Linked DNA regions of Homo sapiens: region 1 is linked to region 2. Evidence: chromatin loops called from intact Hi-C (ENCODE). Cell type or tissue: HepG2. All regions are shown on one strand. Links, peaks and the distances in the headings refer to the core of each region. The heading gives the core; the rest is flanking DNA.

Region 1 (5,087 bases), core at 478-4,477, 180 kb before region 2:
CAATTGTATATTCAAGTTCTTTGATCTACTTCGTTATGATGTTCCATCATTTATTTAGTGATTTGATAGGGAACTTTTAAAATATGACAGATATTAACTACTTATCTGTCCTGCATGCTACAAGTATTTTGGCTTTTTTGTCTGGCATTTCTTTGTACCATGTAAGGTTTTACCACTTAAGTAAAAATATACTCATCTTTTAATATTTCTGGCTGTAAAAAAGCGTTTATCATCCTAAAGATTATTTAAAAATTCACCTATGTTGTCTTCAAGGGAGGTAATGATTTTATTTCTCACATTTGAGTCTTTGATCCATCTTGAATTAGATTTGATAGCAGTCATGAAGGATCCACAAAAGCTTTACTTTTTTGACGATGACAATGCTCAGTTTGAGTACTACAAGGACATACAAAATTAAAAGTAGAACTTCCAATTTCCCTTTGATGGACAAAATCTAAATTTATCTTTTGGGAAATTTTTTCATGATATGAGGTAGGATTTTAGTTTTCTTCTATTTCCCACTCTCATTTTCTTTTATGTTTCTCTTCTTTCTGTAAAACATCTGCTCTTGGGGCTTCTATGAAAGCTTAACAGATTTTCTTCCCAGGAGCCAAGTTATTCCCATCGTATCAGGATTTCACATCGAGATAATTGATTTTAAATGTTGCTTTTTTCACAAGATTAAAATATTTCAACCTAACAATTCATACTGTGAACACTGTTTAGACTAACATCACTAAAATAATTGCCAATCAAGATGAATAGATTTTACTGCTGCTTCAAGATCCCTTTGGAATTTTGACTTCTGCTGTGCATTGGCCAGGGTGATAATTATATCATTTAATCAACATACTTAGTAATGTTTATTAAATATAAAAATATCCATATCAATGAACTTGATATGACCTATTTTGTTATTAATGTAACACAGATAGTATAATTGCATGCACATTTATTGAATGTTTCTTGTGTAGCACTGCAGATCCGCTTGGCCACATCTTTCATTTCAGCCATTGCTGCAGACAACAGTTATGAACAGATTTTTGTTTTTTTTTTTTTGAGACAGCATCTCCCTTTGTTGCCCAGGCTGGAGTGCAGCAGTGTGATCTTGGCTGGCTGCAACCTCTGCCTCCCAGGTTCAAGCAATTCTCCTGCCTCAGCCTCCCGAGAAGCTGGGATTACAGGCATGCACTACCATGCCCAGCTAATGTTTATATTTTTAGTAGTGACCGGGTTTCACCATGTTGGCCAGGCTGGTCTCGAACTCTGGACCTCAGGTCATCTGCCCGCCTTGGCCTCCCAAAGCGCTGGGTTTACAGGCATGAGCCACTGTGCCCGGCCTGTGCACAGATTTTGACCTGTTTTATGTAGGTACAACTGGAAGTGCCTTGCCTCAGTCCATATAAAGCTTCTCTGACACCAGAAGCCTTGGATTCTTGAACACATATGAACAGCCTCCCTGTGTGGGTGAGTTTATGACCCATGGGACAGACCTTGACCAATATGGCATAAAAATGGACAGGAAATGCTCCACCCTTGCATCCTTCCAGAGAGTGATTTGGAGATACGGTACAGTCCATAAGTTTTCTCAGAAGGTCCTGTAGATCCAGGAATCAGTTGCATCCAGGAGTGGCCAATTCTATATTGCATCGTTGTATTGGCTGCCCCTCCTTCTGTATCCATTCTTGTCTCTCCTGCCCCTTCCTGTCCCCCACTCCTGTGATTATAGCTTTCATAAACCATGGATGCATCAGTCTCTGTCTCGGGCTGTTATTTTGGTGTTTCTTAGACTAAAAAACTCATTAGAAAAAGAGTTTAAAAATTATTTCTGATCATTTGTATATTGTGGTTTCCACGAACTATTTATTTTAGCTTAAACCACAGAAAATCTACTAGAAACAGACCTTTGGAATTTTAAAAAAAATCTGCTGAAGACAACTATACTCTGTTCATTTTTAGTTATTTTGCTTTAAAAATTGACTTCCAATCTTCTATTTCTTCCTTTAATAACATTAAATATTTCTTCTTTAGAAAAGAAATCCCATTAACTCAGCAAAAAGGTGCAGGGAATTGACTTGTATGTCAGTTGTTTCACTTTAATTTGAGATAATATAAAGTTATTACTCATTTACTTAGACTGTCATTTAAAATGTAAAGTTGATTTAATCATTGATATCGAATTGTTGTTACTCTTACAGAAGTAAAACACAAAGAATCAAATCCTATGATGCATTCACATACTCACCTCAGAATAAACCAAGGCTTTGGTGTAAATTCATTATGATAAATATTTTAAAATATCTAAGTAATGTAGGAAGGATAAACCAACAATTCACGTAATAGTCGTAAACTTTGAAGCACTGTATTTACCGACAATTTCATTTTCTATGTGAGATTTTCAATATGCTTCTAAATTAGAAATCCTGTGTGCTTTATGGATAAAGAATAGCTTCCCTAAATTTTGGCCACTAGATGTCATGGCAGCTCCATATAAGAAGCCTAGAATGGGGGAGGGTTTGACTACCAAATAGTTTGTTTTCAGACTTCGGCTGCTCTGTTGCACAGAAGTGTATCATTCTGCAGTTTATAAAACCAGCCATTTTACAAAATTAAGGACTACCTCCAGCCAGTGTAAAAATCCAACTAATTTTGGATTTTTTATGTGGCGATGTATATGTTGATAAAGAAAATGGTTGAGAACAATTTAAAACAAATTCTGCTTTTTGACAATGTTGTCATTGCTTTGTACTTACTCTTAACTCCTTTATAACAAATACAACCAACCAACCAAACAACTCAGGGAGCATTGAGAATGAAAGCAAAAGAAAGGTTCTAAAAACCAGCTGGTTTTACATTTTGCCATTAGCTGATAAGATATACCAGCTAATGAGCAAATAAAGAGAATTTATAGCACTTAAATAGCTGAAAAGAAATCATGATCTTCTTATTAGATGATGAACTTATTTTATATTGAAAAAATGTGGTGAATAACTGGGCATAGCTCTTTGGCAATCCATACATGATTGCAAAGGCAAGATGGGGTAAGGTGGTGGTTAAGAACATAGGCTTTGGAGTCCCAAAGCCTAAGGTTTGAGATGTGGATTTTCCCCTACTTGTTATATGATGTTTTATTGCTTCATCTATAAAGAAGAATAGTTGATAATACTTATCCTGAAGGGTTGTTTTAAGGCTCAAATAGGTTTGTGAATATAAAGTTCTTAGCACAGTGTCCTCAGCATTGTAAGCAATCAATAAATAGCTACTCTCATTATAAAGATGAAATTTCATATCAAACACTTTAAAATGAAAAGCCCAATACTTCAAAATGCAAAAAGAGAATAAGCTTTAATCATTTTTCTAGCAAAATATAGTTCTGAAATAGAGGATAGCATAAATAGCCCTCCTAAAGTAAAGCCATCATGGACTTGAGACTGCGTCCATGGAAAGGAGTTGCTTATTGCAGTGATCATTACTAATATCTACAATGTTAAGTCCCCCATTTTTATTATTATGGTTTCTTATAGTGATAACAGTGTCCAGAAAGGCTGCTGATTTCTGATTTCCTACGTTCCACCTGAAGGTTGGCAGTCTCAGTCAGATGGCCCTCGTTGTACTGGGTCCACCTGTTTCCTCTCACTCTGACAGTTTAGCATTTAATGTAGAAAGGGCAGCAGGGCACAATCCCAAGACCATGCCTCACATTCCAGAGGGTCTGAACCAGAGACGATTCCATGACACCTTCTTAATATGCATAAAATAATGTGATATTGGAGGTGCCAGGACAGCAGACATCTGTCTTTAAATGTGCTCTTCCCAAAAATTGATGTATATGATACCCAGAAAAAACCTCATATTTATTTGTGCATATTTGAATAGTAACCTGAAATACTTTCATATTTTAAAAGTGTTTCAGCACATAATATTAACGTGATTGTATTTTCAGAGGCATGAAAGGGACAATTGAAACAAGGGGGTGGGTGTGGTGTGACTCTGGAGGGAAGGACAAGATCAAGGAAAAGTGGTGGAGAGAGACTTTGCCATCCATTAGTATGGCTTTGCCAGCTTCAGTAGGATTTAACATGTTGTTCTCCTACTTGCTACAGGTTTTAGAAAACTTTGGTGTAAAATCTCAACAAAAAGACTGAAGATGGGATACAAAAAAGGAAAGTCTAATGAGTAAAAGGATTTACTTCAATAAATCCCCAAATCCTACCACAAGTGGAATGATCATTTCAAATACTATAAGGCAGAAAATGAATCAGCCATGTACTAACAATTACAGAATGAGACAATGATTCATATGAAAGCCAGCATAATTACTGTGAATATCATATTAGGTTTCAAAATGAGGGAAGAACATTTTAGTACTTTCTTGGCTAAGGGTAAACATAATTGATTTATGATTAATATGAGGGTCCAGCTTATCTGGCGAATATATTGTATTTCATGTAGAAATGAGCTTAAAGGCATTTTTTTTTGCATTTCTGTGTGAAACCTAATACTCGCATGCCAGGGAAGCGTGGAGGAACAGTGGCTGGAGCCACTGACGGACGGAAGCTGAGCATTAGGCATGCCAGAGCGCAGCCCATCTGCCGCACCGCAGTGGCAAGATCCATGCTGTGCCTCAGCTTGAAACGATAGGCAATGGCTTATTTATTCATGTATCGATTTAAAATAAAAATTGGATTTATTGGAAAGAATAATATCTTTCCCCAGGCGATGCTGAGAAAATTTCTCAAGTCCTACTTCATAAGGAAATAGTACATTCTATTCTAGTCCACAGCACACCCCAAACACCCTTCTGAAGTTATGGTTGCACTATGAGCTTCCCATCAATACTGTGTTTTAAGGTTTGGGAGAAATCATGTTTGGATTTCTCTGAAAATAAGAAAAATTACCATGTCCTGTTAGGTTCCTTGAGTCATTGTACTGAAGTGACTATAGTCACTTAGTTAAGTAGAATTTATTTGCTGTTCTGTTTATTTGAGGTAGGGTGGGGTAGTGTTAAGATCAGAAACCCAGTCAAACTTCCTGGGTTTGAATCCAGGTTTGGCCAAGTGTAAGCTATGTGCTTTGGGAGAGTTACT
Region 2 (5,087 bases), core at 628-4,627:
ATGGTCAACTCAATTGGAGCCCATTCAAGCTGTTCCTTTGATCTTTGACATGATCCATGTGATAGGCAGCCTCTAGAATGGTTTTGGATAATCCCTGCTTCTTGGTATTCATGACCTTACATAATTCCTCTCCTTGAGGGTGGGCTGGACCTAGTGATTCACTTCTACCAAAAGAAGACAGGGCAAAAGTGAATAGTATGTAATGTCTGATGTTAGGTCATAAAAAGCCTGTGGCTTCTGTCTTGCTTACCTTCTCTTACTCTCTTGCTTGCTCTCCATAATGAAAGTGAGGTGCCATATTGTAAGCTTCCCTATGAGGAAGTCCATGTGGCTGGAAGATAAAAGAGGCCTTTGATCAATAGCTGATTAGTAACTTAAATTTTCAGTCCAACAGCCATGAGGAAGCAAATATTGTCCACAGCCGGGAGTGAGCTTATAAGCAGATCCTCTTTCAGTTGAGCCTGCAGAGAGCTGCAGCCTGCCTGACAACTTCATTGCAGTCTTGTTACAGACTGAGTCAGAGGATCCAGCCAGTTAAGCCACTCTCCTATTTCTGATCCACAGAACTGTGAGATAATAAATGTTTATTGTTTTAAGCCCCTAAGTTTGGGAGTAATTTCTTATGTAGCAATAAATCATTAATACAACCTAAATAGTCTTTGAGCACTTCTATTTTTTTCTAGTGCAACAAGATTTCTCAAATTCAGTTTGTATTTTCCCAGACTCAAACATGAAATAAATATTTTTTTAAGTTCCTGTGGTTTCTTTCAGTGAAGAATGGTGGTTAGAATACAAGACCTGGGCACAAGATGTGCTCATTGCTACAGAGATATCATCATTTCTATATTCATTAGAAATTAGAGCTAGAAAACCATACAACAAAATGGTGAGCTCACACTGAAATTTCCAACTTATATTTAATATTTCATGGTTCTTCCTGAGTTTATTTTATTGGTATATCTTTTATCTCTTATAGAAAAAATGTTGGTTCCTTAACAGCAGAGGGTTAACATTACAAAGAAGTGGAGTAGCAGGTATCATAATGTGGGCAATGATGGTATGTTCTCTGGCTTTCTGGAACATCCATCTTCATTTCTACCACTTAAGATTTATTTGTTTGATCCTGAAGGGCTTTTTGAATGTTAGAATTTTCTTATCCAAAAAAATTTTTTTGTATTATTTTCCAACCTAAAAAATGATCCAGAAACAATAAAATAAAAACATTGGAAATAAATATAGAAAAATATAAAAGAAAATAACTCTGAGTGGTGAACTTGTGGATATGTTTTGTTTATTTTAATAAGAAATAAATATTGAGTCCCTAATATATGCCATTTACTAAGAAGGCACTGAAGGCTCAAAGTTTCTGGCTGGAAGAATTTATATTTTGGAGAGAGAGTTATATAAACATGCCAATATATTTGGTAGGTGATATCATAAAGAGATACACAGCACTTTCTGAGGTTAAATGCTGCCTAAAAATAGATATTATTTTAGTAATACAAACATAATAATTCATTAAGGGAACAAAAAATAAATCTAGGCGGTGAGAGGGGCAAGAGGAAATACAAATGGTAGGAAAATGTTCTTCCTTGAATTGGGGAAGATGTCAAAGGCAAGCTAGTTTATTTCACAATTTTTATCCAATTCTTATTAATTTTAACATGAAAATTTCTCCAATAAAGCGTTGCCTTTTAACCTGTCTGCTTCAAATTAAACTAGATTTCCGTTCTGCATTTTGGTGAATGATAGCATACATGTTTCTGGTCAACTGTAATGTTGTTAAGGAATGTGAAGGAAAATATTGAACAATCTATTCATTTTGTGATTTCCTTAGATGGTTAAGTTCTTCATTTGTTTATATCTCCTTCTAAAAAATTATTGTTATTTAAAAATTTTTTTACATGTGTGCTTTAGCTAAGCTTACAGATGAAGCCTTTTACAAATTTGTACAACCGTAATTTATGATCAAGCTCCCGAGGAGCAGGAGTCAGGGCCTTAGAGCATTAGTCTGTTCAGTATAGTTTATAGAACCCTTTGGGGAAAAGAAAAGGAGAGGGCAGGGACACGAAGGAAAGGCGAATCAAGTGGCATTTACATTTTTCGTTGTTTTGTTATTGGCACTTTTGTTTAAGCTTATTCATATCAGTTTTCTTTTTTAAAATTTATTTTTCATCATTCATACTGGTTTAATTTATGATAATCCTGATGGAGGCAAAAAAGCATGCTATAGAATTGCTTTGATAGAACATAAATAAAAAGTTGACATTTTAAGTCTGTTTGGTAGTCAATATGCACAATTGCAAAACTTTCATTAGTGTCATAGAAATTAATTCTAGGGAAGTGCAGTATATTTACAGCTGGTAGCTCCCCATACTTTGTGGAGTTCTTGCTAGGCAATGGCACATCAGGCTTTGCAGAAGTCAGCCACGTACGACTGGATGAGAGAAAGTTACTGAGGATGGATTCTCATGGGCCATTTACTTCATAAAGGACTTTAATAAAAAAAGTTTAAGAAAAAATTTACTAAGCTCTTTCCCTCCGTTTTAGTTCCATTTCTAGCTCAATCACTGGAGCAATGTCACAGCTTTTAGAGAACATATTCCTGATTTGCAAAGCTGAAATGCGAACCAACAATTTCCATCTACTGGTCACTCTAGGCACTACAGACGCAAAGAATAATAAGACAAAACCCCTGCTTTCAAGCAATTCTCAACCTGAGCCCATCTGGGTCATTACCACAGACACAGACATCTGCTGTAGGAATGTTTTATAGGGCAGTGTCAACCAGTGAGGGCCATGGGATATCACCGGAAAATATCCATTTAGGAGACTACCTTATGGGCTATTTGGCCTCTTTTGTTCTTTGTAACACTTGAAACAAAATGAATTTATGTACTTACTGTCTTGTCATTGTGTGATAGATAACAGTGAAGCAAAGGCCACGAGGAACTAGCCTAGTTCCAAAGCCTTGTAAACAACAATCAATTTCATGTAGGTGTCCACACAAAGTGGTTGTGAGTCATGGTTAAGTGATTGTGACATGTCTGAAAGGCAAACTTATGTCACAGGAAAGAAGAGCTCTCTGGATAGATGGTTCCCTACAGTTTTGTAAAGACATCTGGAAACTTTGATCTGGGAGACACCACATCACAGAGAAATTGTTATCGTCTGAGAGCACACTGGTGATAAAAACCTTTAAACACATATCTTAACTAAATCTTATATGTGCTCAAATTGCCACCTGTTTTGTTATAATTGGAGTTAATAGCCTGCCAGACACAAGGATAAGTGGATGTTCTAGCAGGAAAATGCATGCTTCCTCTCTGATATTTGATTTTGTTTCCAATATTCACTGAAAGTATTGTATTAATAAATTTCACTGAGGATTTTTATGTAATTCCATTGTCCTTGCATAGGATTATAGTAATAATGGAGGTCAAAAAGAAGGCATTTAAGAAAGTTGTAAGGAAATGTACTCATTTACTTGACATAGGATACAGCATTCCCCATGGTCTGGCTCCTAAGTCTCCAGGCCAAATTTTTGTTGTGTCCCAATGTACATTTTTTTTTATTCATCCAAACCAACCAGGTGGTGCCAGTTCTCTAAAGGTCTCATTCCTCCTGATTGCTATACGTGCTGTAACCTCACTGCATGTCTCTTGTGTGCTTCTTAGTAAAGCCTGCAACAGCTAACATAACATTTCCAGAAAGAAAATTATATTACTATTGGCCAAGTTCATCTCATGAGAGGCCAACATTTCTCTTTTTTTCTCTGGTTCTGTTTCTTTTCTCTTCTCTTCTTTGCCTGCACTTCTCTGGACTTTTTGGACTTACCTTGCCTGTGATCATTGGGTTCTCTGAGAAGCAAATATAGAGACTGAGTAGGAGTGCAAGAGTGAAGAACGCAGAAATGGGTGGGGAAATCATCAGATTGCGATGCCATCTGATGGAGCCCAACAGGGAGGTCAGGAGCCATGACTGCTCTCCAGAGGAGTACACATTGGGTGGAAATAGCCGGCCCTGTGAATCACTGTTCAGTCATTGGCTAGCTCCTGCTCCCGGAAAAGAGTGACTTCTGGAAGTTGTCAGTCTCACAATTCACTCCTTGCAGCTGTGCAGCTTGTCTTTTCTTGAAGAATCTCTCTCTGCTACATCCCGCCCCCAGGATCTAAATTCCATGCCTGAGACACAGCAGAATCCTCAACACTTCCCATTTCTAGTTCTATCAGGGTGGTATTTCCCCCCTCTATGTATCAGGAAGGGGCCTTAGATTTTCAGAGTTCTCAGAGTTGAGATAATAAAAATAAATAATCCCTACTCCAGCTGATTTTAACAACCCCTCATAACATGACTTTGTTTCCCTATTTTAAAAGCTCTATCTCTTTACTGTGCCTCCTCTGTCTCTAACCTACTTTGAGAAGAAAAGAAAGAGTGAGGGGGGAGAAGAGAAGAACGAGTCAGATCAGATGTTAACTTCTCCTCGGAAATTTTTCCAGTCATGCACCCTCCTTCCTCTGGGGTGAATTCATGTAAAAAAAAAACTTCTATTAAGTTCAGGGGTACATGTGCAGGTTTGTTACATAGGTAAACTTGTGTCATGGTGGTTTGTTGTACAGATTATTTCATCACCCAGGTATGCAACCTAGTACCCATTAGTTATTTTTCCTGATCCTCTTCTTGCTCCCACCCTCCACCCTCTGATAGACCCCAGTGAGTGTTGTCCCCTTCTATGTGTCCATGTGTTCTCATCATTTAGGTCCCACTTATAAGTAGAACATGTGGAATTTTGGTTTTTGTTTTTGTATTAGTTTGCTGAGAATAATAGCCTCCAGCCCTGCAAAGGACATGATCTCATTCTTTTTTATGGCTGCATAGTATTCCATGGTGTATACATACCACATCAGTTTATCACTGATGGGCATTTAGGTTGATTCCATGTCTTCGCTGTTGAATTAAACTGTTTTTTGACTGTGCTTCCACCTGAGTGTCTCAGTTATAGCATTTAGCAGTTTCTATTCTAGTAGTCGACTTCCTTGTCTGTGTCTTTGCTAGACTGTGTGCTTCTCAGGTGCAGGAAAATTCAT

What was found. A loop is a pair of places that touch in the nucleus more often than their neighbours do. Peaks named below come from ENCODE experiments on the same cell type or tissue, not always from the same donor. Only the 100,000 strongest peaks of a DNase experiment are listed, where the experiment ranks them.
Region 1: it touches region 2 in a loop (10-fold over the local background); 18 of 110 quality-filtered maps call a loop at or near these places.

What each region holds. Positions count from the first base shown.
Region 1 is chr4:112,029,304-112,034,390 of GRCh38, reverse strand. All of the region lies in intron 1 of LINC02945 (long intergenic non-protein coding RNA 2945), which reads left to right. Among named protein-coding and RNA genes, the nearest start is that of LINC02945, 80 kb to the left of the region's middle. In HepG2, for the core only: a CTCF peak has its summit at 2,469 (motif pointing right); no DNase peak of the experiment used is centred there.
Region 2 is chr4:111,845,470-111,850,556 of GRCh38, reverse strand. All of the region lies in intron 1 of LINC02945 (long intergenic non-protein coding RNA 2945), which reads left to right. It overlaps LOC105377369 (a long non-coding RNA gene), which reads right to left and starts at 4,268. Exons shown (of 4, transcript XR_939077.3): 1 at 3,838-4,268; 2 at 251-331. In HepG2, for the core only: a CTCF peak has its summit at 2,640 (motif pointing left); no DNase peak of the experiment used is centred there.